Regions from separate parts of the Homo sapiens genome. Here all the other regions are linked to region 1. A link is a loop called in an ENCODE intact Hi-C map of the cell type or tissue named here. Cell type or tissue: prostate gland. All regions are shown on one strand. Each heading gives the region's core, and the rest is flanking DNA. Links, peaks and the distances in the headings are about the cores only. Region 1 overlaps SLC14A2 (solute carrier family 14 member 2). Region 2 has its middle 52 kb from the start of SLC14A2. Region 3 overlaps EPG5 (ectopic P-granules 5 autophagy tethering factor).

Evidence for each region. Peaks named below come from ENCODE experiments on the same cell type or tissue, not always from the same donor. Only the 100,000 strongest peaks of a DNase experiment are listed, where the experiment ranks them.
Region 2: a loop joins it to region 1, with 6 times the contacts of the local background. A loop is called at or near these places in 3 of 110 quality-filtered maps.
Region 3: it touches region 1 in a loop (3-fold over the local background); 12 of 110 quality-filtered maps call a loop at or near these places.

What each region holds. Positions count from the first base shown.
Region 1 is chr18:45,617,137-45,627,680 of GRCh38, reverse strand. SLC14A2 (solute carrier family 14 member 2) reads right to left here. Exons shown (of 20, transcript NM_007163.4): 2 at 2,867-3,050; 3 at 1,818-1,998; 4 at 534-723. The coding sequence starts at 3,016. All of the region lies in intron 8 of LOC105372093 (a long non-coding RNA gene), which reads left to right. Among named protein-coding and RNA genes, the nearest start is that of SLC14A2, 6.9 kb to the right of the region's middle. In prostate gland, for the core only: a CTCF peak has its summit at 6,535 (motif pointing left); DNase peaks (open chromatin) are centred at 6,495 and 8,010; H3K27ac peaks cover 1,227 bases.
Region 2 is chr18:45,557,944-45,568,487 of GRCh38, reverse strand. It overlaps a transcript of SLC14A2 not described here. Among named protein-coding and RNA genes, the nearest start is that of SLC14A2, 52 kb to the left of the region's middle. In prostate gland, for the core only: no CTCF peak of the experiment used is centred there; no DNase peak of the experiment used is centred there; H3K27ac peaks cover 739 bases.
Region 3 is chr18:45,877,834-45,888,377 of GRCh38, reverse strand. It overlaps EPG5 (ectopic P-granules 5 autophagy tethering factor), which reads left to right. Exons shown (of 44, transcript NM_020964.3): 29 at 471-627; 30 at 3,567-3,761; 31 at 5,891-6,104; 32 at 8,155-8,303; 33 at 9,164-9,365; 34 at 9,930-10,002. Among named protein-coding and RNA genes, the nearest start is that of SIGLEC15, 57 kb to the right of the region's middle. In prostate gland, for the core only: a CTCF peak has its summit at 8,227 (motif pointing right); a DNase peak (open chromatin) is centred at 8,197; H3K27ac peaks cover 392 bases.

The DNA of each region.
Region 1 (10,544 bases), core at 3,484-8,483:
TCTCTTTCCACATCTGTATCTATGCCTCCTGCCAGCCCTGTTTGCTCCCCTTCCTCAGTGCCCCTTCCCACACTGTCCTCCTCTCTCTCCTCGCCTTCTCTCAGATCCCCCATATGCAACCTTTATAACTCAGAGGTAGCCTCTCTAATCTTCCCAACACTTGGTAATGTCTGTCTTCTCTGAACTCAATTATATACTGTCCTGTATTATTCTGAGACATTCATTGCCTATTAATCTTGTCTCCTTCAACTAGATGGTAGGCTCTGTGAGGGAAGAACAGCTTAGCTGTTCCTCTGCACCTCCCTCTGAGGCAGTGTTTGCAGAAGTCTCCACAGTCAAATGAATGTTGACACTGTCACATGCTGTGAGCAGGAGCAGTGTAATTCTGCAAGGACTGTCAGTGACCTGCTTAAAGTTGATACTCAGGAGACTTTGGCTGGCTGGGAGGGTAAGGTTGACTGATTACTCAAGTAAACACCTCTCTACTTTCTGTTCCACACATCTTGCTAAAATCCCTATAGAGAGGGACCCACCTGTCTTGGCCCAAGGCGAGAGCTGTTAAGGTCGAGACCACTGTCCCCAGGCCCCCAGTGATTGTCCACCAGGGATTCTGGATCAGCAGCCCTATGAAGATGATGAGGCCGCTGAGAGGATTGTTGATGAACATCACCTGAGCGGTCCCTCTCAGGACCCAGTCTATGAACTGGAGGGCAAGGTGCTTGTCTGAAAGAGACAGAGAGCGAGCCATCAGCAGGTCCAGCTTGGGCTGCTCTGCTGAACTGCTGGTTGGCATGGCAACCAAGGCAAACAGGAATGTGCAAGCCAGGACCCTTCCCATTCAGCCAGGCCAGGGGTCGGGGTGGAGGGGTGGGGGTAGAGGGGAGGCTGGTGCCCAGCCCAAATCTCTCAGTAGCCCAGCAATCATTCTGCAGTGGGTGGTAGTTTTTGCCATATAGACAGAGGCACCATGCTGAGAACAATTTAACGCTGTTCCAGCCACTGGCTTGGTTGGAAAAGAAGCCCCGGGAGCATTCCAAGGGAAATTTATTGGTCCAAAAGAAAGGGTGGGGAAGGTGGGGGGGTGGGGGCAGGAAATTCTTTTTTCTGTAGTGCTGGATGACTCAGTTAAGGGCTGGTATCTGAGCAGCAAAGAAAGTAGCCTGAAGAAAAGACACTAGGGAAGAAATTGTTGTAGCCCAGCTGTGAAAATCAGTACTGAGTCAGGGCCTGGAGGAGGCCAGGTATAGGAGAGGGGCGTACATTCTGCCTCATTTGCTGGTTTGGTTTCCATGACAACTGGTGCAGGTGTCGGGGCTAGTGGGAGTGAAGGGTGTGGCATTCCTTTCAGTGTTTAGTTCGAGAAGTTAAAAGGAAAGAATCCTGAAGCTTTGGGAAGGATGATACCAATATTTTCTTGGCACATAGCAGGCACATAATAAATGGCTGTGCAACAAGTGAATCGAGTGAAGGAATGATCATTCAGCTAGCTTGGGAAATGGCTTATATGTTGCTAATATGGTTGTCCTATATCTATTTCACATAGGAACGAGCAATTTGCAAAGAACTAAGATCAATGCATTTAATTCTGAAACCATGAGAATTCCAGGCCAGTAGGGTATATCATATCCCCTTGGAGTCAGCTTAGGGCTGAAGTTCCCCCAGCTGTGGACTCCAGCCCTGGGTGAGGTCCAGTCCTGGGCAGATCCACCCAGGGTGAGGGTGAATGAGTGAGGGAGAAGCTTTGGACCAAACCGGAGAGAGGGTTGTCTCTCTGGCCTGGCCTGGTCTGGCTGCCTCTCCCCAGGGTATTTTCCTACCTTTCAGCCAGATCCTGTACTCCTTCATGTCGCCCGTGAGGTAGCCCACTGCTTTGGAGAGGCAGATGCACCTTTGGCCTGCTGAGTCCCGATGGGCCACCCCGTCGTCTTTCCTTTTACTCCTTTCATTGAGCTTTTCGATCTTCACAATGTGACTGTCTTCATTGGAAGACCGGAGATCCTTTTAGGAGAAACCAACCAGACATCAAATGATACAGCTTTCTGAGAGCAGGGACATTTGGGGATAGAGGAGGGTGGCAGGTTTTTTGATAAAAATAAAGGATCATGAGACAAAGGGTGGAACACATGCCCATTGTCTGCGGCTGCATAGAGTGCCCCGTACAAGCCTGTTCTTCCCAGGACCATGCACCTTCTTCACAGCAGGATTTCTTCACCTTTGTGCCATGGATCTCTTTTGGCAGTTTAATGAAGCCCATGAGCTTCTTTTCAGAATAATGTTTGTAAATGCAAAGATCAGATAAATAGGACGGCAAACCAAGCCAATTATACTGAAATGCAGTTATAATCTTACTAAAAATTAAGATACACATGTATGCACAGCAGATCCAATACCTTCTGTAATTTCAAAGTAGTGATGAGTAAAGATATGGGACCTCCTCATCGCAAGTCAGGACAGCTCTGGAAGGCCATCCCAGCAGTCTTGAGTCCCTCTCTACTGCAGCAGTGGCCAGCCAGTCTACCTCTGTGCTACCACCGAGGATGCTAATGGCCTGCATTTCAACAAAGGCCTTCCCTTTGGAGACAGTAGGGTAGTTCAAGGGAGCAGGTTTAAGGGGAAAGATTTTAGAGACTGATTGAAAGACTGGTGAGTGAGTGTCTGTATTCTGTACTTGTCCTTAAAATCATGTCTCATGAAGAGCCACATTATCTAAGGCCAGGTAGGACCCACCATGGGTGTCACCATGTACTGACAGTGGCACTTCCTCAGTGTGCTAAGTTCACTGGGAAGGTGGGAAAGCGGCATCTTTTGCCCCCACTTTTCCCATCCCCTCCCTCCCAGGAAACATCCTAGGAGGGACACTTCTCACCTTTTCTTCAGGCATTTCCAGGAGGGGCAGAGCTGGGTGAGTATCCGGGGATGTCGAGGGCCAGCTCGGGCTGGTAAACTCTGCCTCGTAGAGTTTGTATCTGCTGGAAAGTGGCTCTGGCAGGAGAGGACTGCTGTGGGGGTCAGACATTCCTTCGGGTCACAGCCACTCTTCTATCGATGGACTAGACGGAAGGAAAGGGAAAGAGCTAGTGAGTCAGGACGGGGCCCAGAGGGACTTGGCTGAGGCTGGACTCAGACCTCAGGTCTGTCCTGGGGGTTGGACAGTGACACACGTGGGATCTACAGCTTGTGCTGTAGAGTTGAGGACATTTCTCTACCTCATTACCTTTCAAAATCCTCCCATTCTTCCGCGTCCAGAAGAATGTCCATTTGGCCGATGAAGATATCCCTGACCACTGAGTCAGAATGGAAGTCTCTCTTTTTCTCTTGATCACTGAGTGTTTTTTCTCTGCCTTTCATATTGCCTGCTGTGCCGTCCTATTGTGGTAGTTAGTGGTACACGTATGTTCCCCTTGATACGTACACACAGATCCAGTACTGATTGGAGGTGGGGGGTGTCTAAGAGAAACTCTTCCTGAATTTCTATGGAGGCTACATTGCTTACAACTGATCTCCAGTCTTCCTTCTCTTCCCTCTACCATTTCCAGCTCCTTCCCTCTTTCCCTTCCCTAGGAACAGTAGGAAGCACTGGTCTATTCTTCCATGAGCTGTGTGCATCCCAGCTGAAGGAGCTTCCCTTCCACATGGGGCTCCTGTCCCCGTACCACCAGGGTCAGGGCTTATGCCATGACTTGCTTTTGGAACATCCTTTGCCTGAGGTCCTCAGTTTCCTGGTTTTGTCTGGCTTCCCCTTGGTAGTGCTGTACTCTCTCCTTCCCATACAGCCATTTGTGCATTTCTTCTCTAGCCTCCTCCAGCTCAGTTATATCTTTTTATTTATTTATTTGAGAGGTGGTTTTGGACCTGCATGCGGTCTCCTCTCAGTATGACCTAGAGCTTTCCCCATTGCTCCGTGCTCCATGCTGCATCCCTTCAGTGTAGGACCGTCTCTCTTAGGACAGGGATCACAGATCCCTAACATGGGTACTACCATTCCGTATACTCATCATTCCAGACACCGCTCAAGGATTGCAGGATTCCCTTCAAAAGGGGATAAAGTCCCCTATCTAATTTTGCATTAGTTCCATTTCGCTAGGCTATTACCTCTCCTCCTCCTAATGAGAGGAATTCTTACTCTCCACAATTTCTTCTGAGCACCACTCACCTTGCTTGGGCAGAAACCCTTCTTCTTTGAGGCTTATCTCAAATGGCCATACCATCCTCTCCAACTGCCCACTGCTGCGTTACTGACTCTCTGGTCACTCTGTCATTCAGAGAAGACTTGAAGTGCTCCTACTAATCATCTTCATCCCCCTCCAGTAACTTTAAGCAGCTTCGATGTCCAGGCAGATAACTCATCATCCTGTTCTCTGGCTTCTCAGATCCTTGTCCTTCTCATCTCCAGTGAACCTTTTCATCTCCCCTTTTCAGCAACTGATTTCCACAGTCCCAGCATGGGCTTAATATCACACACACTGGAAATCTCAAAAGTCAGATCTCTCCTCTGGCCACTTCCTCTTGCACATTTGGCTCACCTGCTCAGGTGACCCCTCTGACAGCCCTTCAGCTCCCACAACCACCTGTCTTCCCTTCCCTCCTTGACCAACTTAACTTCATGGCCCCTTATGTTACTTCCTCCAACTCTCTTGCACCTGTCTCCCTCCCTCATGCTTGTATGGTGAAATTCCAGCCGGGATAAACCCAAATGCCTAACTTTTCCATGCTTTCACCAAACAACTGAACATGGCTAGAGAACAAGGGTAATAACCGAGTAGATTGCTTTCACTGTAAGTTGGATTGCTGTCCTCAGGTGAACACTAGGTGCTTCCCTTTTCTCTCTTTAGTCCAGCTCAGTCTGCTTTCTGCTATGGCTGCCTTTGCTGTGGTCTCTAAGGCCTCCATGGCAAGTCCACTTTCAGTCCCCATCCCACCAGGCTGCTCAGTGGTGTTCTGAGAGTTGATCACCCTCTTTGACACACTCTTTGGCCGTTATATCTGCTCCCCTCTCTGGTTGCTCCTTCACACTCTCTTTTGGCGGCTCTTCTTCGTGTAACAGGAGCATTTTGCAGACCCCTGTTCCGGGCCCTCTTCTCAGCCCTGGTGCTCCTACCCAGGTGACGTCAGCCCTCAGCATGGCTTCGTATTCCATCTCCCTGCCGATGACCCTCAAAACTCACATTTCCAGCCCAGTTTTGAGCAGTGGATTAACAGATTTAGTTGTCTACTTTACACTCACATATAGACGTTCCAAGTGCCTTAATTTGCCAAAACAACTCATCATGTTGCCTTCCCAAATCCTATCCTCCCTCACAGGTGACCACCTAGGAAAAGTCATCTTCCCCTTCCAAGCCATTCCTTCAGAAAACTCAGGAGTCACACTTAATGCTCCCTTCTTCTTACTCTCTAAATTTAACAATTCTGTCTCTAAAAAATATGCCTTCACGTTCATGGTCACCAGTTAGCCACCATCACCTCTTACCACATCTTCAATGACTTTCATTTGGATATCCCTACTTTTTCCCAGGTTTCTCCTCAAAGCCATGCCCCGCAGGGAAGAGTTGCCATATTAATCTCATGTTGGATCCCTGCTTAAAGCCCATCAATGCTTTCAGATGGAAAACTACCTCTTTGACAGGGTGTGCAAGGCTCTGAGCTGCCACTGTGCTTTAGTGAGTCCCTTGCTTTCTGGCTCCATGACTCCAGGCCCCATGCTGGCCTCCTTTTAGTACTTGTAAGGTGTTGAACACTTTCCACCTCAGGGCCTCTGCAAGTGCTGGTTCATTGGCATGAAGACCTTTCCCTCACTCTTCCTGGTCAACCCCTACACTTCTGCCAGGCTTTGTCTCAATGATCACTTGCTAAATAAACCCTCGCAGATCCACCCACCATGTTCTCCTGTCACATACTCTCATGGGACCAGGTATTTTTCCTTATAGCAGATTTGTATATTTATTTGTATGGTTTCTATCTTCCCACCAGAACTTAGGTTTCATGAGGACGGTGGCCTCCTCTGTTCTGTCTATTGCTTTGACCCCAGCTCCTAGCACAGTGTGTGGCATGTAGTAAGGGTTCAATAAATAAATATGGAAGGAAGAGGTGGGGGGGAGGAAGCGACTGTGAGCAAGGTTACAGGTGACTGATAGATAGGGAACACTTCTCTGCATAACTTTACAAATCTCTGTGGATCTCAGGGATCTCCAGTGGTTTCAGAACAGCGTGGGGCCACCCACCAGCCATGCATTTTCTGCAGGCAGAACCCCCTGTCATGTCTAGCACCGTTCTCATTCCCAGGAGGAGCTCATTAGACCACTGTGAATTTTTGTGTAGGTCTGCAAATGTCATTCAGATCTAACTAACCCTGATGCTGCCATAACTCCGGAATGGAGGCCTTTCCTTGTATTCTGACCCTGTAGGTAGGGTTTCAGTAAGGGGTGGGCACACTGCCATAGAGGGGGCATGCTGGAAAGGTTTAGGAGACAGTGAAATCCGACAAGCCCCAGAACCTGTTCCTCTCCAATGCGCTCTCTCCCTCTGGTGGCCAAGAGGTGATACAGCATCCCTGGCCCTTGGTAAAAATTTCCCTCCAAGCCAACCATATGAAAAGTAAGCAGGGGCAATCAGATATCTAGACACACAATCTGCATGACACTATACAACTGGATGAACTAGATATGTTCCGGAAAGGCCTTGTGTTAAATTCAGTGGCTATGAAATCTATTAAAAGTCTAGCTGAAAAGTGGTAATGATAAAGGTTTTTCCTAAACATATTTCATGGAATCTAAGATGTTATCAGCTGTAAGATTGATCACTATTTTATGTATCATAAAGAAAGAAGAAAATGCTTCCATTCATAATTTCAAGATGCATCCTGATTTTAGAAATGTTAAAATATGAAAATAATATACATCATATAATCAAGGAAATATAGTGTTCTTTTAAGTGGTGGGGCTGAAGTATACAGGTAGGAGTTGAGAATGGGTATACTCAGAAATTATTTCCTAACCGTAAGAATTTAAAGATTTTTATATTTCTTTTGATGAAAAAAAAATGTGTCTACTTTATAATCCCTGTAAGAACAGGGGCCATTACCTTGTTAATTTCTGCATTTATACCACCCAACAGAAAGCCTTACACCTAAAAATCCCTTTATTATTATTATTGCACAAGGGAAGTTCTTTCTAGGGTACTCTCCAAAAAGGTACTCCACCTTTGAGTCCCTTCTGTATGCAGACAATATTTCCATTTACAGATAAATCATGTCCTTGAAAAGCAAAATAGGAATTGTTTCTCATGTGTATGTTGCTCTCAGCATTTTCCAGAGCAAGCTCACCTCATTGTGACATTTGCAGGACCCAGAAAATGAGCAGTTTGCTGCAGAGTCAAGGTTAGACCCAGTTCCCCACTGCGCTCTCCATTACTCTGACTGCCTGGCTGGGCCATGCACAGCCGAGTGGCTGGCCCTTGAGCGCCTGGGTCCAGGGCCTCAGCCCGCTGTTGTGTTTCTCAATCCTATGTATCCTCTGCAGGAACAGGGCCTTGCACCTCCTCTAGGGAATACAGCGTTCCTTTGCCACGGGAATGTTTACTCTGTTACAACGGGGAATTTTGGCTTTGGGGTAGGGGGCGAGACATGCAGCACCAATGGCCCTGTGGAGAGCAAGTCTCCGCATCCGGAAGGAGCACAGGCTGTGAGGTGGGGCTGCTCCTGCCTCCCTGCTCTGCCACTCGGGGCCGCGTGGGCCTCCATGTCTCCGAAGGGCAACGTAGGCTTCTCAGGACAGTGAAATTGCTGACTTGGTTCCTGGCACATAGTAGGCGCTTAGTGATCTTACTTTTCCCTCTTCTCGTGCTCCCAAATTGAAGGGAGAGAGGGTGGGAGCAGCCAGATGAAGTACAAGCTGGCTGGTGTGAAACGGAACAGCTTTCAAAAGTTTCCATAAGGCGTCGCCACTTGTTAGAACTGGATGTGAAATCCCTGCCCGAGCCACGTCCGGGCTGAGGGCCTCAGCCCGTTCCCAGCTCAGCTCAGCGCCAGTCCATTAAACCTGCTTCCAAGAACACATAATGATCTGCTTGGCGCACTCAGACTCTCCTTGGCTGCCCACACCTCCTCTTCTCCTTCAGAAATATGGACAGAGAGGCTGTTTGGATCAGTCCCACGTCTCTCCAAAAACCAGGCCTCAAATGTCTGGCAAGGGGCTCCCAAAACAGACCAGCTCCTCCATCCTCTTTGTAAGAACCCTCCTTGTTGAATATCTACCGTTCGCCTGTGGGCTACCCTGGAGGGATCATTGCTGGAAGGCCCAGTCCTTGCCTGCAAAGGGCTCACATTCGAGTGCCCAGGAGAAGCAGTGAGCAGGCACTGTGTCCTGAGCAGGAGGCACAAGGGCAGAGGGCAAGAGGGCGGTGCAGAGAGCACAGAGCGGCTGCCCTGCCCTCCCAGCCCTGGGGAGACTGGGCTCAGCTTCCATGTCAGGACTTGGCTAAGCAGGTGAGAAAGAGGAGCACACTCCAGAGAAATGCCTGAGAAAATACATGGTTTGGGCAAGCAAGTCCCAGCATGGACTCTGCTACAGCATGGGAGAGATGTCAGCAGGCAATCAAAGACAAAACTAGGGTGTGAGAACCAGACTGTCAGGAGTCCTTAGTGTCTAGGTTTGGACCCAAATTCTTCCAATGGTTAGAAAAACTGTGGCTCCTGCTCTATTGTACTAATTTTGAAATTCTTTTCCTGATTATTTTCTCCTAAAGATCATCCATCTCCAGTAGAATTGCAGAAACACGCCCATGCCCAGTGAAGAGGGGCTGTGCCTATTTCGTATGCTCCTGCTGCCCTGGGATGTAAGGGGCCCATGTTCAAAGGGATTTCTTGAGTTGTTGGTGTGAATTAGTGCAGAGTCAAAGCTCTCTCCCTATCCCTAGTCTCTTGGGCTTAAGTATACCAGTCCCCTGGTCATCTGGGGATGAATCTCAAATGGCCCCATTTACTACTTCTTTTTTTTTTTTTTTTTTTTTTTTTTTTTGAGACAGAGTTTCGCTCTTGTCACCCAGCTTGGAGTGCAATGGTGCAATCTCGGCTCACTACAACCTCCTCCTCCCAGGTTCAAGCAATTCTCCTGTCTCAGCCTCCCGAGTAGCTGGGATTACAGGCGCCTGCCACCACGCCTGGCTAATTTTTGTATTTTTTGTAGATACGGGGTTTCACCATGTTGGCCAGGCTGGTCCTGAACTCCTAACCTCAGGTAATCCACTGGCCTGGGCCTCCCAAAGTGCTGGGATTACAGACGTGAGCCATTGTGCCTGGCCTTACTTCATCTTCTAACCAACTCAGTTATTGAGACCACAGCAGCTCTGGAGAAGTAAAAGTGATTAGCAGGTTCTCCAGAATATTAGTTGGATTGATATATTTTGCCTAAGACCTTGCAATTGATGCAAGGAGAGTTTCCATAAATTTCTACAACCTTAGAACCAAGAGGGATGTCCTCTCTGAAATGATGAAGGAATCCATTCTTTAACACCTCTGGATACCTAGCTTCTCCTGGCTGGGGTCCCTTTCCCATGAGGCAGGTTGGTCTTGTTGAGAACAGCCCTGCTTACTAGAAACCCTTGTATCTGTGGAGCTGACATCAAGTCCCTGGGACTTTTTCTCTTTGCTGTTTCCAGTTCTGTCCATTATACCTGCACAGGATACAGGGACTCCTTTTCCCACCTAAGAGCACTTCAGAGGTTGATCCTAAGCCTTCATTTTTCTAGGGCAGTCTGCTTGATTGTCCTTCACTCTGGCTCACCAAACACAACCCCAGACTCTCTGCCATCTTGCCACCAGGATCTCAGTGACAGCATCATTCTGAAAGGACCTTGCTGAGTGAGTCAGGCTGGGTCCCTGGGAGCACTGGCTTCACTCATCCCTGAGTTGGTAGACTCTGAAGGTGAAAAATCAGGTGTGTGGGGCTAGGTGGATGTTTGGTCAGGCTGCCAGAATGGGGACAGATGAGGCCCCTGGACTGGTGGATCACACATCAGGGAGATCAGGGAGGGGAGGAATCCAGGAGACACCTGGGCACTAAGAAGACAAGGCAGGTAAACAGTCCAGTAGCTGGGCTGAGAGGTGCCTTACTCAGGGCTGGGTTGTATAAGAGCCTGGCTGAGTGCCGGCTTTTATTAGGGGTGGCTCAGAGTTTTCTTGGCAGCTCCAAGTTAGTAAGTCTGATCTGGGCTGAGAGGAGACTGACTCACTGGGGCCAGCGGGTCAGGCTGGGTGGGGCAGGAGTCAGAGGCAGCACCACCTCCTCTGGGTCCTCTGAGGACTGGCTGGGGTTAGAGATGGCTGGTGGCCAGTGGGCCAGGGGCTTTATCTTTCTGGTTTCTGCTGCAGGGCCAGGGCTGGGGTTCTGCAGCTGAGAATCTAACCAGAGCCTGGCAGGGGAATTCTGGCCTCCAGCAGAAAAGCTCTGAGGAGCCTGCAGTGGCTGTGAGATGAGGTGGGGGAGAGAGCAGACCACTTGACCTCTTTTGATGCTCCTCCTTAGCTTGTGTTTGGAAGAATCTCATAGGAG
Region 2 (10,544 bases), core at 2,966-7,965, 59 kb after region 1:
GGAGGAAGTACAGTCCTACCATGTGCCTCAAATGGGGAGGGACCATAACACATTTAGCCAGCAGAACTCCTCCAGCTAGACAGCACGTCCCCTGAAGGCAAGGAGAGAGCAGCCCTCTGCTTCTCTGGTGGAGATGCTATATGGGGCAGCCATGGCTCCAATCATGAGGTAGGGACACACTGGCTGTGCCCATAGAGCTCATCAGTTAGCCTGGTCCTGCAGGCCATAGGCCATGAAGCTCATTAGGTGGGTGAGGTGAGGCGGGGGCAAGGCACAAGCCTGCTGGGGATGGCAGTGGGAGTGAAGGATCCCTCAGGAAGACACAGGAGGGAGGCTGCTCATGATGACTGGGACCTCGATGCTGCCATTTTGAGGGGTCTGGTGCCCCCACCGCCTCTCAGGATTGGGAGCTGGGCACTTTCATGAATGTTTGAATGAGGGGATCAGGACAGCTGAACACCCATGTTGGTTTGATTGCAGTGAACTGAGCATAAGAGCACTGGAAAGAACCGCCCGGGTCAAGCCTGTGACACCTCCCCTGACCCAGGAACTGTAGAACAGGTTGTGAGGGATGTGGCTGCCCTTCTGCACATCTTCACCATCTTCTCCTGAAAGATCCTGGGGTGGGTCTCTTATTCATGAATCACTTGCACTTGCCTGTTAAAAAGGTTTTAACATCATTTTATAGGCCCTCCTCTTGAATACTGACCATTTTGACTTTGAACCCAGTAACTGTCCAATGAAGTGATCAGGAAAGGTAGAGGCCGAGAGAGGTGGAAAGGTAGAGGCCGAGAGAGGTGGGCGGCTTGCTTGACGCAGGACAGCTAAAGACCAGGAGTTCTGCCTTCCTCACACTCCCCAGGATGGTCACACTCACCGGGCTAACCCCTGGACACAGGTTAGCTTTTTCAGAAATAGATTAAAATAACCTCACTCTTCTGAATTTAAAGGACACTCTGACTCTTTCCCAGTTTTTAAGATATCCTAGGTATTGAATAAAACAGAGAAGCTTCCCTTTGCTCAAGGATAACAGCCTGAAATCAGCAGACAGATCTGGGCTGTCCAGCCAGCTTGCTCTCTATCAGTCGGGGTCCCTTTAAGATGCAAAACTTGGAGGTAGGGAGGTCAAATGCAGGCCAGTGGAAGTTTCCACACTCTGTCTGTCTGGGCCAGCGTCTCTGTCTATCTCAGCTTAGGAAGGGTGGGCCCTTTTCCCACAGGCTTGAGATTTATGACTTTAGTCTGGGATGGTGGGGGTGGGCGTTGGCCTTCCCTACAGGAGCAAGTGGGTCTCTTCAATGGTAAACAGAGTTACAAAGAAAATTCCAAATGGGTACCCCTCAATCTGTGTCAGCCTTGCTCCCTGGTCCTTTTTCTCCTTGTGAGTTACACACACACACACACACACACACACACACACACACACACACACTATGTGCACATGTCCTCAGCTATAGAATGAGGCACAGTGATAGTGGTTTGTGTCTATATGTCCTGAAGTCCTCAGCTCAAATAAATCACCAGATTCCCATTGACCACATAAGGCAGAAACTTTTAGTTGTTACTTGAAAATACATTAAACACATACAAGCACACGTGCACACCCCCATTCTGAAAGCTTCTCACCTTGACTTCTAGCCCTCACCAGTACTTCTGATAAATCTGTCCTTCTGAGCAAAGCTGGAAGTATTCTCTGTCTGTACCGCCCTGCAGTTACCTGTTCGTGGAGATGTCATCTTCCTGCCCCCAAGAGTTTTCCTTTAATACACTGAAATATTGAGAAGCAAGAGCTGTAAGTATTGAAAGTCCTTGTGGAGATTAAATGGGAATCAGAAATCAGCAACTGGCTGGCTGAAGCCTTAATTATCAGTGGAGGGACACTCACAAGGAAGGAATTTGGGCTGAGTTGGGAAGGCTGGGGTGAGCAGTGATGTGGACACTGTGTGTGTGTGTGTGTGTGTGTGTGTGTGTGCGAGCGTGAGCGCATGTACATGCATGTCGAGGGTGACGACAGGGAGAGGCCTGCCATCAGCTTTTTATTAAGAGAGTTTTTAAATGGTCCTGTGTTTTAGGAAATCTGAATAAAGTTTTGTGCTTATGGGAGAATTCTCCCTACTTTCTTCCATTGAAGGCAGTATATCCTAATGAGAACACAGGCCCTGAAATCAGACTATCTGAATCTAAATCCTGGCCCCATGATTTCTAGCTGTGTGACTTGGGCAAACTCCTAAACTTCTCCAAGCCTCAGTTTCCTTGTCTGTAAAATGGGCACGATCAGAGCACTGACATTATAGAGTTGGGAGTGCTGAACGCCTAGCCCAGGGAGGGAAATCTGACTATTTCTTAATTTTCTATCTGAATTGACATTTGGGTTATTCCACATTTTTATTTCCTTACCTGTCACAACTCATAAACCAACCAAAGTTTTTACTTCCACAACAGAAATGCTTTGTTTCCTTAAGGAAGCTGTGCACAAACTGCCCACTACTCTGCCATTGAAACAAAACACACATGTCCCCACCTGACACTCTAGTGCCTTGTGACTTTATCTGGGGATAGAGCTGGAGCTGAGGTGTCAGCGTAAAAGGGCAAGGCAACTTTCTTCTCTCCTGGGTCAGGGCTGCCTGGGATGATTTATTGGAGTGAAGTGACCCCTGAGGCAGAGGGAGGAGGACAGCCATCACAGGATGGAACTGACATTCCTTCCTGTGCCTAGAAGGGCACTCTGCCTGTGGAGAAGCGGGTCAGGGCACGCACACTGATTCAGCCCTGGCTGTATGTGGGTAGGAGCCGATGCGTGTGCTGGGAACATCCTGCAAATGCTGTCGGGATGCCTGGGGACAGCTTGAGTTCTGCCACCGACCAGATGTGCAGTCTTGAGCAAGTTGCCTCGCTTTCCTGAGCCTCATCGTCCTCATGTGTCAGACTGATATCCACGACGCCAGCCCATTTCTCCTGCAGACTTCATGACAATCCCTTCCTTCCCTCCCTACACATGCTTACACGTGCACAAGTGCACACAACATATGCACATGCATGCTCACGTAGAAGCACATGCATGCGGCTGGGTGTGGTGGCTCATGCCTGTAATCCCAGCATTTTGGGATCCCACGAGGCGGGCGGATCATGAGGTCGGGAGATCAAGACCATCCTGGCTAACGCAGTGAAACCCCATCTCTACTAAAAATAGAAAAAATTAGCAGGGCTTGGTGGCGGGCGCCTGTACTCTCAGCTACTCGGGAGGCTGAAGGAAGGGAATGGTGTGAACCCGGGAGGCGGAGCTTGCAGTGAGCCAAGATCATGCCACTGCCCTTCAGCCTGGGCGACAGAGCAAGACTCTGTCTCAAAAAAAAAAAAAAGAAGCACATGCATGCACGCTCACAATACACCATAGTTGCAGGCACTCATGTCTATAAACGCATGCACGAACACACACACATCACCCACATGTGCTCTTCCACAGCTATCTGAATTGTATCCAGTTCAAGTTCCACCTCCTGACTTCCTGGGCCTTCCCATCCTACCCTCATCACTTGCTTGTCTCAACTTCAAAGCCTCCCCATACAAAGTCTCACTTTAGTTACCTTGTCATGTTTGAATTGTTATACTGCTGTGCTGTGTTTGTCTCTCCAAATGCAGTTAATTCCTTGACAGACTTAGGTGCAAAGATCTCTCCCCGAGAACCTCCATAGCGTGCACAAGTGAATTTCCTGTCATGATAATGATGCTTAAACTCCAGAGCCCTTCATTGGCACAATGCACGTACACAGTCACGTGTTTTTATGTAGCTGGCAAAAGTGAGATATTTCAACTATAATCTCTTAAAACCATTGTTTCTCCCTGGCATATTTCCCCCTGGCATCCCCTTCCTCATTTTGGGGGGCATTGATGCTGCCACTTTGAAAACTAGCTAAGGGGCAGTTGAGCTGGGGCTGTGTTTGGTTTAGGTTCAGTGCGAGGTGTTTGTGTAGTTTTAGTCACCTCTCTGTGTAACTCACTCATCAGTAGCTGTCACCATGTGGAAAAAGCTGCCAGGAACACTCCTGTTACCCACTGTGCAGACATCCTCTGTCTTGTGCCATGAAAGGGATGCAGTTGTACAGAGACCTGAGTATCTGTGTCCTGCAGAGCCCAGCACTGGAAGCATATAGATGGTGAAAGAGAAACAAGTTTTTAAATGCCCAGAGCCAGAAGCTACTTGGCGGGAAATTCCTCCAATCATTAGGTATGTAAAATCACAAGAGCATTCTCATCACTGCCTCATCAAAATAAAAGTTCTCTCTTGTCAAGAATACACTCGATCATGCAAAGTAATAAAATTATATATGCACCATTCATCTTGTTTCTTTTTTGATGGGAATTACTGACTTAGAATTTATCAGAATCCCCATGTTTAAATGTCTTGCTGATTTGACAGGAAATACTGACATTGATGGAGATAACATAAAACTCATTATACGCCACTACAATGAGGGCATCGATGACAATCTGGTTAGTAAGTTTCATAAATTCAAAGAGCATTTTAGATTTGTTGCTGTGAAAGAAAAAATGCCCTGAAATCTCATAGCTCATATGTGAAAGATACTTGACAGAGGTTTTCCCAAAGTTGATAACAATCCTGAAAATTCACGTGGCATTACCAGTGACAAATTGTGAGACTGAAAGAAACCTTTCCAAACCGTGAATAATAAAGTACAAAATTTGATCAGCTTGTTAGAAGATAGACGGAATTATCTTTGTATTCCCTCTATAAAGTCATATTGAAAAATTATAGTCATTTAAAGAGATGATCAAAGAGTTTGCAGTTTGGTAAAAGATAGACTGAATTATCTTTGTATTCTCTCTATAAAAATGATATTGAAAAATTATAGTCATTTAAAGAGATGATCAGAGAGTTGGTAGCCAAAAAAAATGTAGGAAGAAAAGTATTACGGATGTGTCAGACAGTTATTTTAGATTTTGTGGTGCCTGTAGAATTTGTCAGCTTTTTAAAATGTGTAATTTGTTGTGACTTCATTCTTTCTCAATAAAATTATACTTTCGAATGTAATTTTGCATTTGGGATTTTGAATTCTTTTCTTTTTCTTCAAGAGGGCCTTCTAAATTGTGAAAGCTTCTGGCCCCACAACACTGGTCTGCCCTTATGTTCCCCCCAGTTCCTACAGAGAGCTCCCGGTCACAGCACTCTTTGGCCTGTGGCTGCCAGCACAGACTTTGGCCATGAGGGCGGGGTCTGGGGTGGCACTGACAAGGCACCCATCCTGAGCCAGTGGGGGATGCAGGTCTGGCAGACCTCACACATCTTTAGAGACCACCTGCCTCTCATTCTACAAGGGGCAAAACTTTTGTCACACTGCCTCAGAGGGCCCAAACCTTCCCACCAACCGTCTTGTCAGGGCCTGGCTGGGCCCTGCCAGCCCCCCTGCGTTTCCTTTTAATAAAATTTAATGTTTTCATTTTCAAAGACCTAGAAAATCCAAACACTTTTTAAAAGCCCCGAGGAACTATAAAAATTAATAGCACAGGGATAATTTCTTTTTCAGTGGCGACTCAATTAAACCTGCCAAAGTCAGACAGTGTGATTTAAATGCACCGCTTGCAGAGGGACCAGAGCAGAGCAGGCAAACATGGAATGAAACAATAATATTTACCAATTACCCTCTTGGTTGTTTCCCACCCAGCCCCTTCCCCCCAGGGAGAATTTTTTCCTTCCCTCCCTCCTCTCCGGGGGCCAGAGCTCAGCATCCCTAATTGTTTTCTCCTTGAATGATCATATTGCTATCAACAAGTGACTGAACTTCTTCTCTGCTCAGAGTAATGGAAAAATACCACCCAGGCCGGCTGCCCGGGCCAACAAGCCACATGGACTTGTTGTGGGGCTAAGATCAACTTTGAAAACAGAAGAATGGCTCCAAGTTCAATCCAGCCAGACACTCCAGCCAGACAAGACATCTAACATTCCATGCTTAGTCCTGCCCCAGGACACTTGCTCCTGCTGTCCCCCTGCCAGGAATGCCCTCTCTCCTATTCATTGAACACTTACTACTGAGCACCTAAAGCTTGTATTTTCTTCAAGACCCCTATCAAGATCAAGTTCCTTTAGGAAAGCTTTCCTGATAAGACCCATATCCATGTAGATTTCACTCTTACTTGGTCTACCTTCAGCTCTTCTCTATCAGGTCAACTGACATTATCTTTTAATTACGTATAGACTGGGCACTGTCCTAGAGCTTTTAACTTGTAGATTCACAACATGCTTATCTGTTCTGCTAGACTGTAAGCTCCTTAAAGGGAGGAACTCTTCTGAATGCATCTCTTAGAATGATTCAGTGTATTTAGTTTGGTGTTGTGCACCCGATGGAGGTGTACTAATTGCATTTGAACTGGAACGGGGAGTCTCAACATTTTCTCTACAACAGGAGAGAGAACTGGGTGCCTCAGGAAATAGGCACAGGAATTTCAATGCAGCATTGTTTGCTTAAAAAAAATATATACCTGAGCTAAATGTCCATCCATGAAGGCATGGATAAAGAAATTAGGGAATATGATGACTTGCCATAGAGCAGTTAAATAAAGAAAATGGAGTCAAATCATCAATCTATATAGATCCCCAAATAGAAATGTTGAGTGAAAAAGACAAGTTGCAGAATAATGTTAAGATACAATTATGTAAATTCAGTGCCATATCGACAAATACTATATAGTGTTTTAGAGATCCATATGAATATATCCATTTGAGAACACACGGATGAAAAAGAAATATGTACAATTCATAATAGGGTTGTTGCTGGAGAGGGAGGGAGGGGAGTGGGAGTGGGACCTAAGAGTTTTTAATTCCTTCTGAATATTTTTCATTTTTATTAAAAAATATGAAGCAAATAAGAGAAGGTTAACATTCACTATTTCTGCTTGGTGAGTACATAGGTGTTTGTGAAGTAGAGTCAGGCATGATAGCCACCCAACGGGCTGCCCCTCCTCCTGGCATAAGACTGGACACCCTTTCCCAGCCTCATTTGCAGTGAGCTGCAGCCAGGCCAGGAACGTGGCCTCTGGAACACCTGGCCTGGGTTCCGCAGCCCTAGCAGCAGACAAACTGCTTGTTTTGCTGTCACTCTCTTGCAGAGAGCTTCCCCAGACTAAGTGGGACTATAGGGAACAGGAAGAGGGAAGCATGACCACTGAGCAAAGTCCCAAGGCCTTCTTCTGCCCACAGGATGGATTTTCAGCTGGCTCCCCGACAGGCACGTTGCCTTCATTCACCCTCCTACCCAGAATGTCCTCCCTACAGCTGTTATGGCACATACTCAACCATAAGACTCTTCTGCCTGGTCCAGGCCACTGTGGCTGGTGACAGTGGCCTCCCGTGGCTCATCCCTCACTCCTCATATCCTCCCTCCAGTCCTCAGAAATCTTATCTCTACTGCTTATTTTGTCTTTCACCACACAGTATCCTGTGCTGTTGCTTATATCTTGGTGACAGGGACAATGCCTTATCTTTGTATCTCTCTGTCAGGGAATGACCTAAGTTGACTTTTTCCGTGTTAAGCAGAAGAGAAGAGAATAGCAGTGTTTAATTTGGTCTTCCTCTAGGAGCCCAATGAGGATAGCACATTGGCCTCTTCTGAGGCTAGAATTTCTAGAGTTGGGGTAAAAGGGACCCTTCCTGGAGAGAGGTGGGGACAAGCAGGAAGTCAACCCCAGGACATGAAAGAGGTGAGGGTATGGGGGCTCCAACAATGAGCTGTTGGGGAAGGGGCTGAATTTTATTTTCATTTCAGAGAAGATCAAGGCTAACTCTAGCCAGGGTTTCTTGCATTGCTTTAAACTTTATGGCTTCCTGTGTTTCTTATTTTTGTTATCACTTTTCATTCCTCCATAGGGGCTTCATATAAGTTCCCTTAGAATGCAAGGGGATTGTTTGTCTCAGAGGCAGCTGGGCAGGTAGGGGAGATATCTGGAATCAACTTCCTATTCCTCAGCCTATCCTAGAGGAGTAGAAGGCTCTGTTGAGAGGGTTGGAGACCATGGCTGAGAAGGAGGGCCAAAAAGGGGCTAAATCCCTGAGGTATATGGATAAAAAGGAGGTGGCAGTGGGAAAGTCCAGGATGGAGAGGAGATTCTGGGGGTAGAGATGGGGTCTTCATCTGTGGTGGAGCAATGGTCAGTTACTGACCTTTTGGCCTTAGACAAAGCTATTTAGCCTCTCTAAGACTCAGGTTCCTTATTTTTAGAAAAGAGATAATACACCTTGGCTGGTCTGCTAAGGTTTTAATGAATAAAATAGGTACAAGTGTTTAACAACCACTGGGTGCTATCCAAATATATGCTATTGCCCTGGCTAATGCAGTAGATGCCAGACAAATGCAGGCCAGTCAGAATGAATAGGCAGATGACGATGAAGCAGTGAGCTCCCTGGGAGGGGGCATATGTTCATAGGTGGGTCCAGAGGTCCAGGGCAACGTGTAGGCAGAGGACATTTAATAGGGACTTGGGCCACACCCAGGAAGCCTCTGCTCCATGACCTTGATGTGGTGATCCCTTATCTCCTGAAGGCCAGACACCTTGGGTCAAACATTCTCTTCCCTAGGGAACAGCCTTTGGGCTGAAACCTGGTACTTTCAGCTAATGGTGGATCCTGTGGGTTCTGGCACTACAGCTGGAGGCCACAGTAGGGTGCACCCCAAGGAGGACAGGGAAAACAAAGCAGTCTCTTGGATGTTAGTAATCTAGTCTCTACTGAGTTTAGCCAATGGCACCAGAGCACCATAACCACATGTTTAGAAAATAAGGTGACAACAATGAAGGTGATTAGAGAAGGCTTTGGTACAAATCCAAGTTGTAAATATTTTGGAGGAGAGTGGGAGGACCATATGGATTTTATACCACAGGGCTTTGTCCACCTGAGACACCTAATTTCCCATTTTTTCTGGGAGACAAAGTCTGAACATCCTATTTGGACACTGGAACCTCCCACAAAGTGGCCAGATGGTATTTCTGGTGATCTCTCCTACTTTGGCTGTCTTGTACAAGCCTCCTTTCTGCTGAGTGAGCAGAACACACTAACCCATTTTAACGTGCCATCTTGTTCCTTTTTTCCTAGCCAACTCTACCATCTCATCAGAGCCCAACTCAAATCTCACCTTCTTCCCACAGGATTAAGGGGTTCAACTTCAATGACAATTCTTGATCTTCACCACTCTTCCATTTCTAACCTCCCCAAATGCTCAGTGCCTCTTTCCTTTGTTTGACTTTTTAGCATTCTCTGACTAACATTGTGGCTGCTTACGTATCTCATCTTTTCTTTTATACTATGAGCCCCCTGAGAGAACTGATTGAGTTTAGCCTATAACCCCCTCTAATCCACCTAGCACAATGCTGGACACATAAGAAACTCAAAGGGGCCAGGTGCAGTGGCTCATGCTTGTAATCACAGCACTTTAGGAGGCCGAGGCGGGCGGACCACGAGGCCAGGAGATTGAGACCAACCTGGCCAACATGGTGAAACCCCGTCTCTACTAAAATACAAAAAATTAGCCAGGTGTGGTGGTGCACACCTGTAGTCCCAGCTACTCTGGAGGCTGAGGCAGAGGAATCGATTGAACCCAGGAGGCGGAGATTGCAGTGAGCCGAGATCGTGTCACTGCACTCCAGCCTGGCGACAGAGTGAGACTCCGTCTCAAAAAAAAAGAAACTCAAAGGATTCTATCTCTATCTCTTGGAAAGATAGAACCCTGGTGACCAAATAATCCTTTGTCCCTTGGTATCTATGGTCAAATGGACACTTGTGGCGAATTCAAACTCATGCTCTCCAAGGTGCAAGCACTAACAGGTGACCCAACCTGACTTTGGCTCACACTTCCATAGTTTCTAATCCACCCCAGTGAGACTAAAACTCATGATTATTTCCTACAGAAAACACAACACCTGTGGTGATGCTGCTTTTGTGGTTTCTTCTCTGCTCTACACTCAGTTTCTGACCACTTCCCTTCCACTCCTGGGACACAAACTCACAGTCCAGTATGAGCTCCCACATGGCCCTCCTTACCAGTGCCATTCCTCTCTCATTTCCATCTTCTCTGTACAGTGTCTACTGCTCCAGTGCTTACTATTTAGCTGGGGTGAGTGTGATGAGCCAGACTCACAGATTAATACTGTATAAGGCAGGGTCGTACTAGTGACATAAGTGATGCTTTCCAGAAAGACTGAACTGGCTTCAAGTGGGTGTCCTTAGGGGTCTACAATAAGGAGACAGCATTTGAACTGAGCTTTAGAGGACAGATGGGATTTGGAAGGACAAAGGAGAGAGAAAGGTACCAAATCAAGAGCCAAGGGTGTTAGGAGAAAGTGACTTGAGAGAGTAGCTGGAAAGGAGGGACTATAGGAGGTGGAGAAGAAAGGTAGATGAAGGACCAGGAATTGGAATGATCTGAGAGGCTACCTGGCAGACAGCTTGGCAGGCCCTCAATAATGCCAGGTATTTATACCTGAAGTGGTTTCTGAGTGTCTTTGAGTGGACATCCTGGGTGTGTCACTTATGGAAATGC
Region 3 (10,544 bases), core at 5,300-10,299, 260 kb before region 1:
GAGCTGAGATTGCGCCATTGCACTCCAGCCTGGGTGACAGAGTGAGACTCCGTCAAAAAATAAATAAATAAATAAAATAAAATAAATAAAAGAAAAATACAAAAATTAGCCAGGTGTGGTAGCGTGTGCCTGTAATCCCAGCTACTCAGGAGGCTGAGGCAGGAGAATCACTTGAACTCGGGAGGCGAAGGTTGTGGTGAGCCGAGATCACACCATTGCACTCCAGTCTGGGTGACAGAGTGAGACTCTGTCTCCCCCACCCCAAAAAGAAAAAAAAAAAGAAAATCAGTTGTCAGTAAAATTGGAAGATACATATATTTACTCCATGAAATATTTCTAAAGTGACATTTTCATGGGTGCTCTGAGGATTCTTAAGAATATTGCCTGAGAAATTGTAGGGTATCAAAGAAGGCCTTGTGAGTATGGAATCTTTTACTGTAGACTGCAGTCTTACCCACATTTTCCCACAGGGCCTTAGTGAATGCCTACAAGTTGCAGCCTACACCTGGGATTCAGAAAGTTGGCATTAGCCTTTTCTTTACTATTGTGGATTACGTCAGCGATGAGACGCAGCGTCATCCCCCAACAAGGCAGTTCTTTACTTCATGTATTGAGATCTTGGGACAGGTAAGGCTATCTGTACCTTTTGCCTTGATCAGATAATGAGTCTCTGCGGTGTCTGTCTTCTTTGGATATAGTCAGCATTGACTTCAGACTTATATTACAGGTTCAGAGTCTTACCCAAGTCAGAAGCCTCTTGGAGTTGTAGGCTTCTCAAAATATGATTAGAATTGTTGGTATAGAATTTTGCTTCTCATACAAGGGAGATTATTCATATTTGAAAGTCTAGGGAGACATCAGAACTTGTCATATATCCTTGGTGTTCTTAACAATAACAGTACTAAATCTCTTCATTGTTTATAAAAATACTTCCCAGTTTGTTTAATCCTCATGGGGAATCTGTGTGATTGAGATTCCCTTCTTAAAGATGAGAAAACTAGGTTCTAGAAGATTAAGTGACTGGCCTAAAGAATTCAGCTGGTGAGTGTGGAGCTGAGACTGGATCCCAGGGCTTCTGACAACACTCAGTGCTTGCTCCACCTCCCCACTGCTGTGTCCCGGTTGCTAGTCTTGGTCAACATTTATTTGTTTGTTTATTTATTTATTTGGCTTACAGTGACATAGATAGATATTTAATAAGGGTAAGGGTAATCATACAGATTTATGAAATGTTTCATAAAAGAAAGGAAAACCTCTTGTTTGAAATATGTAAACACTAGTTAACCATGTACTCTCACCCAAATTCAACTGAATGAGTACTTACTTATTGGATGCTTACAAGGAAGTAATGCTGAACAGGTATCATCATTGATTTTTTTGTAGGAAGTTTTTTATCCTGATCATAAAATTAATGTGTGCTGGTCCGGTGGGGTGGCTCACACTTGTAATCCCAGCACTTTGGGAGGCTGAGGTGGGCAGATCATCTGAGGTTGGGAGTTCAAGACCAGCCTGACCAACATGAAGAAACCCTGCCTCTACTATAAATACAAAATTAGCTGGGTGTGGTGGTGCGTGCCTATAATCCCAGCTACTTGGGAGACTGAGGCAGGAGAATTACTTGAAACTGGGAGGCAGAGGTTGCGGTGAGCGGAAATCATGCTATTGCACTCCAGCCTGGGCAACAAGAGCAAAACTCTGTCTCAAAAAAAAAATTAATGTATGCTTATTATAAGCAATGCAGACAGCATAGAAAGTATGAAGAAGAAAACTTTCTTATAATCCTAACTACCTAGAAATACTGACTACATAGCTAACATTTCATTATAGTTTGTCTTGTATATGTGTGTCTATTTGTGTATATGTATATGTAAACATATTTCTACATATATAGAGATATATAGATATGGATAGGCACTTAAAATGGGCTCATGCTATTTTGTAACCTCCTTTTTCATTTAAACACATCTTTTAGACATTATTTCATGTTAATAAATACAGACCTATATCATGACATTGCATGTCTGTATAGTGCTCCATGATACAGATTTATTACAGTGTGTTGAGCTAGTGTTTGATGGATGGATATTTAGGTAGATTGTTTTGCTGCAATCAGGCTGAGGTAAATATTCTTGTATGTCTTTGTGAACTTGTTGGACTATTTTCTTTAGGATAATTTCTTAGAGGTATGATTGCTGTGTCAAAGGAATTTGATACACATTGTATATTTGATGTTTTACATCATGCTTGACATAGTCACTCTGCCTTCCCTGGGAATTTTGCACCTACTTATGCTATCATTGCAGTGTTTGAGTTTGTTATTCTTCATACCATAACCAACATTAGGAACTCTCATTCTTTTAAGTTTTGCTAATCTGATAAGGGAGTGGTATTTCATTATTATTTTAATTTGTACTTCTTTAAGTACTTGTTAAGTTATATGCCTTTTCATATGTTTATTGGCCATTTATATATACTTTTGTGAATTGGTGATTGTGGTCCTTTGTACACTTTCTGTTGGAGATTCTTGTTTTCCGATTGCTTTGAAAGAGCTCCTCACACTATTAACCTGGCATCTGGAATGTGTTAAAAAAACATTTTTCCAGTTTGTCATTTTTTTCCTTTAATTTTATGATATTTTTGCCTTATAGAAGTTAAAATTTTAATATATTCAAGCCTATCAGTCTTGTTCTTTTATTATTTCCGCCTGTGGTCAACCATATGAAAGCCTTCCTGCCGGTGAAATTGTTTCAATTTTTGCTTATATTCTGTACTTTTAAATATTAGAACCAAGTTAAAACAAGATGACGTCATCTTGATTATATATTATTATGGAAGTTAGTTTTTGACAGGTATTAAATATAACTCTCAGTAAAATCTATAACCTGGAAGTTTTGTTTTCTGACGTAATGCAGCACCATGTTGGGTACTGTAGTAATCATGGTGGGGACATTGCATGTTTGTGGATTCAAAGTACCCCAATATTTTAATGTCTTAAAAGTCTTGTAGTATAGTTAACTTATCATTTTTTTTTTCTTTATTGAGACGGCATCTTGCTCTGTCGCCCAGGCTGGAGTGCAATGGTGTGATGTCAGCTTACTGCAACCACTGCCTCCCGGGTTCAAGCAATTCTCCTGTCTCAGCCTCCTAAGTAGCTGGGATTACAGGTGCCCACCACCACGCCCAGCTAATTTTTGTATTTTTAGTAGAGACGGGGTTTCACCACGTTGGCCAGGCTGGTCTTGAGCTCCTGACCTCAGGTGATCCGCCTGCCTCGGCCTCCCAAAGTGTTGGGATTACAAGCGTGAGCAACTGCACCCGGACTAACTCAGCATTTTCTGTGTGACTTGTCCAAATCAGATTTATGGATTCTTCAGAATTTCTAATATTACTTCCATTGGAAGCAATAGGCTTATCTATGTTGATTTTAGCTGTCTTTTGATTGTTTCAGACTTTTGTTTAGAAAAAAATTCTATTCACCTTATTTGGTGCCCCTTAAAAATTTGCTTGCTTAAATAAAGGTTGTGAGGGAAGAATCTGGTGACATTTTTCCTTTTTATTTTTCCAAGGTATTTATCAGTGGCATTAAATCAGAGTGCAGAAAAGTACTTGAAACCATTCTGAAGAACAGCAGGCTCTGCTCCCTGCTGTCTCCTTTCTTCACTCCCAATGCTGCACCTGCAGAGTTCATACAGCTGTATGAGCAAGTGGTGAAGTTTCTAAGTGAGGACAACAGTGATATGATTTTCATGCTGCTAACCAAGGTAAGATGTAATTCCATCCTCACCATATTGTTGAAACGTAGGAATGATTGTTGCTTCCTCCTCTACAGAAATAAAAGGACCTCTGCAGTTTTGTTTCCAGGTACAGCAGAGGCTGAGAGGCCTTTTTCACAGTTTGCATGAGCTTCAAGCAGTCTGACCCCACAGCTGCTTCTTAGGGGGTGGGGCATTGGTTGTCTTGTATAGCAGTGGTCTCCAACCTTTTTGGCACCAGGGACCGGTTTTATGGAATACAGTTTTTCCATGGACTGGAGTAGAGGGGATGGTTTTGGGATGAAACTGTTCCACCTCAGATCATCAGGCATTAGATGGAGCATGCAACCTATATCCTTCACATGCACAGGTCACAATAGGGTTCGCACTTCTATGAGACTCTAATGCCATGGGTGATCTGACAGGAGGTGGGGCTTGGGGATCCCTGTTGTATAGGGTAGTCTTATTCCACTTAGTGTAAAAAGGACCTAATTCCCACCCCTTTTTAAAAACTTAATACAGTTTTGAAAATATTCATAATAGTAGTTTAGTACATCCTTTTTTAAAATTTATCCTGAATTTATGCCTAAATTGTGTTTGACAAAGGTTTTGTTAGTCTCTCTCATATTTAGAATAAGCTGGATCTAAGCAAATTGCCTTTGATCTCATTCTGAATATTAACTTTAATATTTTATTTTATATTAATATTATATTTTATATTAATATCTTAGTATATAACATTAGAATATTAACTCTGTTAGACCAAGGTAATGAGTTTACTTAAGCAGTTGAGAATTTCAGAGTCTTAGCTACTTTGCCTTCACTTGTATTTCTGTTACATCTATGAATCAAAACCTTGGCAGTTTTGGTCGGGTGCAGTGGCTCCTATGTGTAATCCCAGCACTTTTGGAGGCCAAGGCATGAAGATTGCTTGAGCGTAGGAATTTGAGACCAGTCTGGCCAACACAGAAACCCTGTCTGTACAAAAAAAAAAAAAAAAAAAAAAAAAAACACCAGGCTAGTGGTACTCCCAGCTACTTCAGAGGCTGAGGTGGGAGAATTGCTTAAGCCCTGGAGGTTGAGGCTGCAGTGAGCTGTGATTGCACCACTGCACTCCAACCTGGGTGATGGAGTGAGACCTGTTGTGAAAAAAAAAAAAAAAAAGACAACCTTGACAATTTTAGGGCCTACAGATTGATCTCAGCCTATAATGGAGGAGAACATGTTTTATAGTTTGGGATTTTGGAAGGGAATATCAACAGTCTGAATTTTATTAACTGAGACAGGTAACTGATGCAGACCAGAAACATGGCTGTTAAATTGAGACAGTTCCATAAAGTGGCTGCTTATTTGTGGCACTGTCGCCAGTGAAGGAGAGCTACGAAGTTCTGATCCAGTTCTTGGAGAGGAAACTTATTATAAGACAGAAATGTATGAGACTCTGAGGAACAGTATAAAATTATAAGCCAATAATGAATCATCAGTAAAATTTTTAAATTGCAAGAAAAGCACACAGAGCTTAGAAAACTCTGCCTCTGAGATTCTAGATAGTAACACAGAAATAGATGCATAATGGCACCAATTAGTGAACTACTTTTTTTTTTTTTTTTTTTGTTGTGAGACGCAGTTTCGCTCTTGTTGCCCAGGCTGGAGTGCAATGGCGTGATCTCGGCTCACTGCAACCTCCGCCTCCTGGGTTCAAGCTATTCTCCTGTCTCAGCCTCCTGAGTAGCCGGGATTACAGGCATATGCCACCATGCCTGGCTAATTTTGTATTTTTAGTAGAGACCGGATTTCTCCATGTTGGTCAGGCTGGTCTTGAACTCCCGACCTCAGGTGATCAGCCTGCCTTGGCCTCCCAAAGTGCCGGGATTACAGGTGTGAGCCACCGCACCCGACCCAATTAGTGAACTTCTTATATTCTTTTATGTACTTCTCTTTTTATTATTTATTTATTTATTTTACAATTAGCTTCCTCAGGTTGAATCTTTTATGTACTTGTTTATACATTTTAATTTCAATTTTTATAAAATGCTGGGTAATTTTTGGCTTTTAAACTAAATTTACACAGACCTCTCTCCTCTTAAACTATTTTTCTAGTGCAAATAAAACGGCTTTTTGTTTCTTTTTCTTTTTAGTTCGATCTTAAACAATGGTTAAGCGCCACTAAACCTCCTCTGTCTGATCGTACCAGGCTTCTGGAGTCCATTCACTTGGCACTTACTGCCTGGGGCCTTGAACCAGATGAGGATATTTTGATGCCATTTAATCTTTTCTGTAAGCACTGGACTTATCTTCTTCTCTACCAGTTTCCTGACCAGTACAGTGACATTCTCAGGCTGCTTATGCAAAGTAAGTGTCTTCATTTAATTGTAACTAACTAGATCTTAGTGAATATTTAATATCACATTTTTCATCTTACAGATGTTATTCAAAGATATGAAAGTAATACCAGTATAGGAGTTTAGAATCACTAATTGTCATCTAAAGGGCTTGATGAACAAGGCCCAAAAAGTTGTTACTGTAAATATGGCCAGTTATTGTTCTAAATTTGAGAATGGGCTCTAATTGGGCAAGGCAGCACCTCCAGTTTGGTGGAGTCCACAGTCATGCAGGTACTTCTTTGTCTTGACTTTTCAGCTGTCTTGAAGTGGGGTGGGAAAGGACTGGCTTACTCTGCAGACGACAGATCTGGCAAAGCAAGGAGGTTGTGCCTTATGATATGTTTAATATGACAGTTTGTTTCTCTGTAGTTCCAAACATTTTGGGAGTTTTTCCTTTCTAAGTCTTTTACTCTTGTTTTTTGCAAATTAATTTTATCCATATGTAATGATAGACTTTATTTATATTTACCAAGGGAAAGAGCAGCATTACAATCTCCACATTCCTGCCACTTCTGTTCCCCCTTCTTACAATTTTCTATAGCAATTTTAGAGTTTAGAGGAGAAATAAATAGGGTAGGCTTTTTTATTTTTGGAGTTTCGCTAGGCAGTAATTTTATTAAAATTTGATAAATGAGATAGTATTTACTTTTTAATGCAAACTTCATACGGTTTATAGATATAATAGCAAATGAAATTTTGCTTTATACCAAATTTTTGTGTTACATCATAGAAATAGTTTAATGGATAAGTTAATGATCCAGTGTATCGGGTTGCCCAAAGGACCTTGAAATGTGCAGCCTCTCATTTTGAAAGCACTTCAAGCTTTAATTGTTTCCCACAGAGGCAGGTTGCAGGGTGGGTGGAGAATGGTGGAAGGGAAATACATTTGTACAAATGCCAATGAATATGTGCATAGCTAATTTTTTCTCTAAGCTTTTAAAGTTTCAAATAGTGTGTGTTGTGGATTTTTCCCTGAAATCTTTTAAAGAGATTGTAAACCATTTATATTAGACCACTATTGACTGGAATTTAGCTAGAAATTTGTTCTTACCAAGAAAAGTAATTCAGACTTAAGAATAACAATATGATACCTCTCAGATGTCATGAGCTTCAGCCTCCTGGTTTCTTTCTCCTCCTTGGCTACCATGTTGATGTTCCCTTGGGAGCATCCTTTGCTCTTCTACTGCATTCATTCCCTCTGGGTGAGCCCGTTGTTTTCCCTGATGTCACTGCCACCTTCTAGGCATGTGTGATTTCCAGTGATAGCTTAATTTTGGGGCGCTGTCCTAAGATCCAGACCCCAGTGGCCATTGGACACAGACTGGCACTGTCCCCAGGTACCTCACACTGGACATATTGTAACTGGCCTCACCATCGTTCTCCTCAGACCTGCTCCATGAACCTGTTATTTTAGTTGATTCTCATGTTCGCTCTGGGTGGAAAGTACTTTAGGAGATATTATTCCTGTCCTGTGGGATGGGAAGTTATTAAGTAGCAGAGTTGGGACTAGTTCAGAATATGGGCTGCTGGACTTGTCCAGCGTTTCCATGCTGCCTCTGGGTCTTGGTTTCGGGGAATTGGGGGGCCGGTAGGAGACTCCTTCTGGAGAGCCCAGGCCCTGAGTTGCCTTCATCATGTGGTTTCCGTTGTCCTGTGACTGTTGTTTCTGTCACACTCATAGATAGCTGTGGTCCCCCAGCCAGGAGAGGCACTGCCACCATTCCCCAGTCAGGGTCGGAGGGTCAGGTCTCCCACCCCTCTGAGTGTAGCTCCACCAGCTTCAGCAGCGCTCACTCCCAGCAGGGTTACCAGGAACCAGGAAAACCAAATGTGCAGGTGGCCAGTTCTTCTCTTAGGTTCTCTTTACTTGGGCCTCCTCACCCCAGATATCCCTGTGAGTTTGTTTTGGATTTTGGCTTTATTTTTATTCCTTTATAAGGTGCTCATATTCTTTGTTACAAGTTAAAATATTCCTTTCGGGAAAGCCACTGACTTGCTCTTCCTGTCCCTGCTGGCAGGCTCCGCGGAGCAGCTTCTGAGCCCCGAGTGTTGGAAGGCCACTCTGAGAGCCCTGGGCTGCTGCGCCCCCAGCTGCCAGCAGGGGGCAGCGTCCACCGAGGGCGCCGTGCTTCCCAGCTCTTCTGATGCTCTCTTGTCAGACAAGCAGGTGTGTAGCCTTTGGTCTCTGACGTGTTTGTGCATTTCTTTTTATTTCCCTTGCTATTCATTTTTTAAGCAGTTGGAAAACTTGTGCATTATCTTTAAGAGCCATGTGTTTTTCTTTGTGTTAAGTGCTTTGGTTCCCTCGTGTCCCCTTTTTCCAGATGGCTCACCCCATTCCCCTGAGTCTAATTCTTGCCCATGTATCCAAGACAAGGGCAGGCACTCCCCTGTAGATCTTTCCTGCCCACCCTAGCCCATCGGACTCCACCCTGAGACCTCTGGTCGGGTTTCTATGATGCAGTGTCCCATGGAGCTCTGGGTTTTATCCTTTCTGTTTGATATGCATTTGCATGAGAATTTATTTGAAATAATGGTTCCACTGATTTAGAAAAGGTTTGAAACCCACTGATGGCCTGGCGCGGTGGCTCATGCCTGTAACCCCAGCACTTTGGGAGGCCAAGGTGGGCGGATCACTTGAGGTCAGGGATTCGAGACCAGCCTGGGCAACATGGTGAAACCCTGTCTCTACTAAAGAATACAAAAATGAGCTGGGCATGGTGGTGCACGCCTGTAGTCCCAGCTACTCAGGAGGCTGAGGTAGGAGAATCGCTTGAACCCAGGAAGCGGAGGTTGCGATGAGCCAAGATCGTGCCACTGCACTCCAGCCTAGGCGACAGAGCAAGACTCTACCTCAAAACAAAAACAAAAACAAAAAACCATTGATTTATTTCTCATATGCTTTATATTTTTGCCACTCTCTTATAAAGTCAAAGACCTACTATATACACCCCCATCACAGTGTATCATAACACTTTACTAAAATACATATTTAGTAAGCATTTTTTGACTAGTTGTCTCTTCCAGGTAATGGAGACTATACAGTGGCTTTCAGACTTTTTTTATAAGCTTCGGTTATCCAAGATGGACTTTAAAAGCTTTGGTTTATTCTCAAAATGGAGTCCTTATATGGCTGATGTGAAGACATTCTTGGGCTACCTTGTGAAAAGGCTGATTGACTTAGAAATGACCTGTTTGGCCCAAGACCCAACTGCCAGCAGGAAAACAGGTAATATACTTCTCATGCGATGTGGAGCTAGGTGTTTGGACTTTCCATTAAGAGAGATTTAAATAGGCACATTAAGAGATTTATATTGAGTGTCAAGGAGAGAAAGTAGAAATATATAGAACAGGCATGAGCCCATATATGTGTCATATATGTCACAATATATGAATGGATATATTCATTACATAGTGAATGTAGGGTGCTTGCTATAGCTTGTCTCTGCCCCTCCTTTGCAGGTTGGGGTACAGAGAGGTTTCAGTTTCCAACCCTTTCTGTCATTTGTCTTACTAAGATGGGGTTCTAAATCTTATACATTTATCTTTTTTAAAAGTGTGTTATAAAATTATCCATGATATTGTATTGTAATACAAATTCTTCAATTCAGAGAAATTCCAGTGTAGCCAATGAAAACGTAAACATACATAGTTACACTAAGCATGTTGTTTATACATTAACATAGGTTTATGAAGCTACAGATAATAAGAGGTAGATTTTTCTATATAATGTGAGCAGTGATATTGACAAATGACAAATGATGACCTTTGTTTTGTCTCTAAAACTTTTTAGTGCTGAAATCCCTACATTCAGTAATCATTCAGCTCTTTAAGCCATGGATCCTGGTTTTAGAGGACAACGAAAGGTAAACAGTTTTTTAGATATTCAAATTCCTTTGACGTTTGTAGACTTAAAATTCTAAATGGTATTTGGTAGAAGTGATGAGTTCACAGATTTAATTTTTTAGTGTAAGGCCATATTTAAATTTAGAAAAGGCTTCTTTTCAAAACTTAAGACATTTTCTATTTATGGAATTGCTAGTCTGGATCATCAGAGATATTATCTTGATAATAATTTTGGAACAAAACTGGACACTCATTTCCAGTTTTCCACAATAAGAGGTTGAATAAACTTTAGTGTTTAATTTCAGAAAAAATGATGCTGTTCGCTTGAGGGTTTTATGAGACTGATTTTTCTCTACTACATCAGTTGTGTTTTGGAACTAAGTTGGCTATAAAATTATTGGGTGGGAATTACCTTTAAATCTAGGACTCTTCAATTAAAGCATTATTTCACAAGCATTTGAAATACTTAGAGGTATAGAGCTGTCCAAATTCAGTGAGTTGCCTTCTGAGTCTTTTTTTTCCCTGAAAGTATACAAGCAGAAGCTAGTTGAACTTGTCAGGG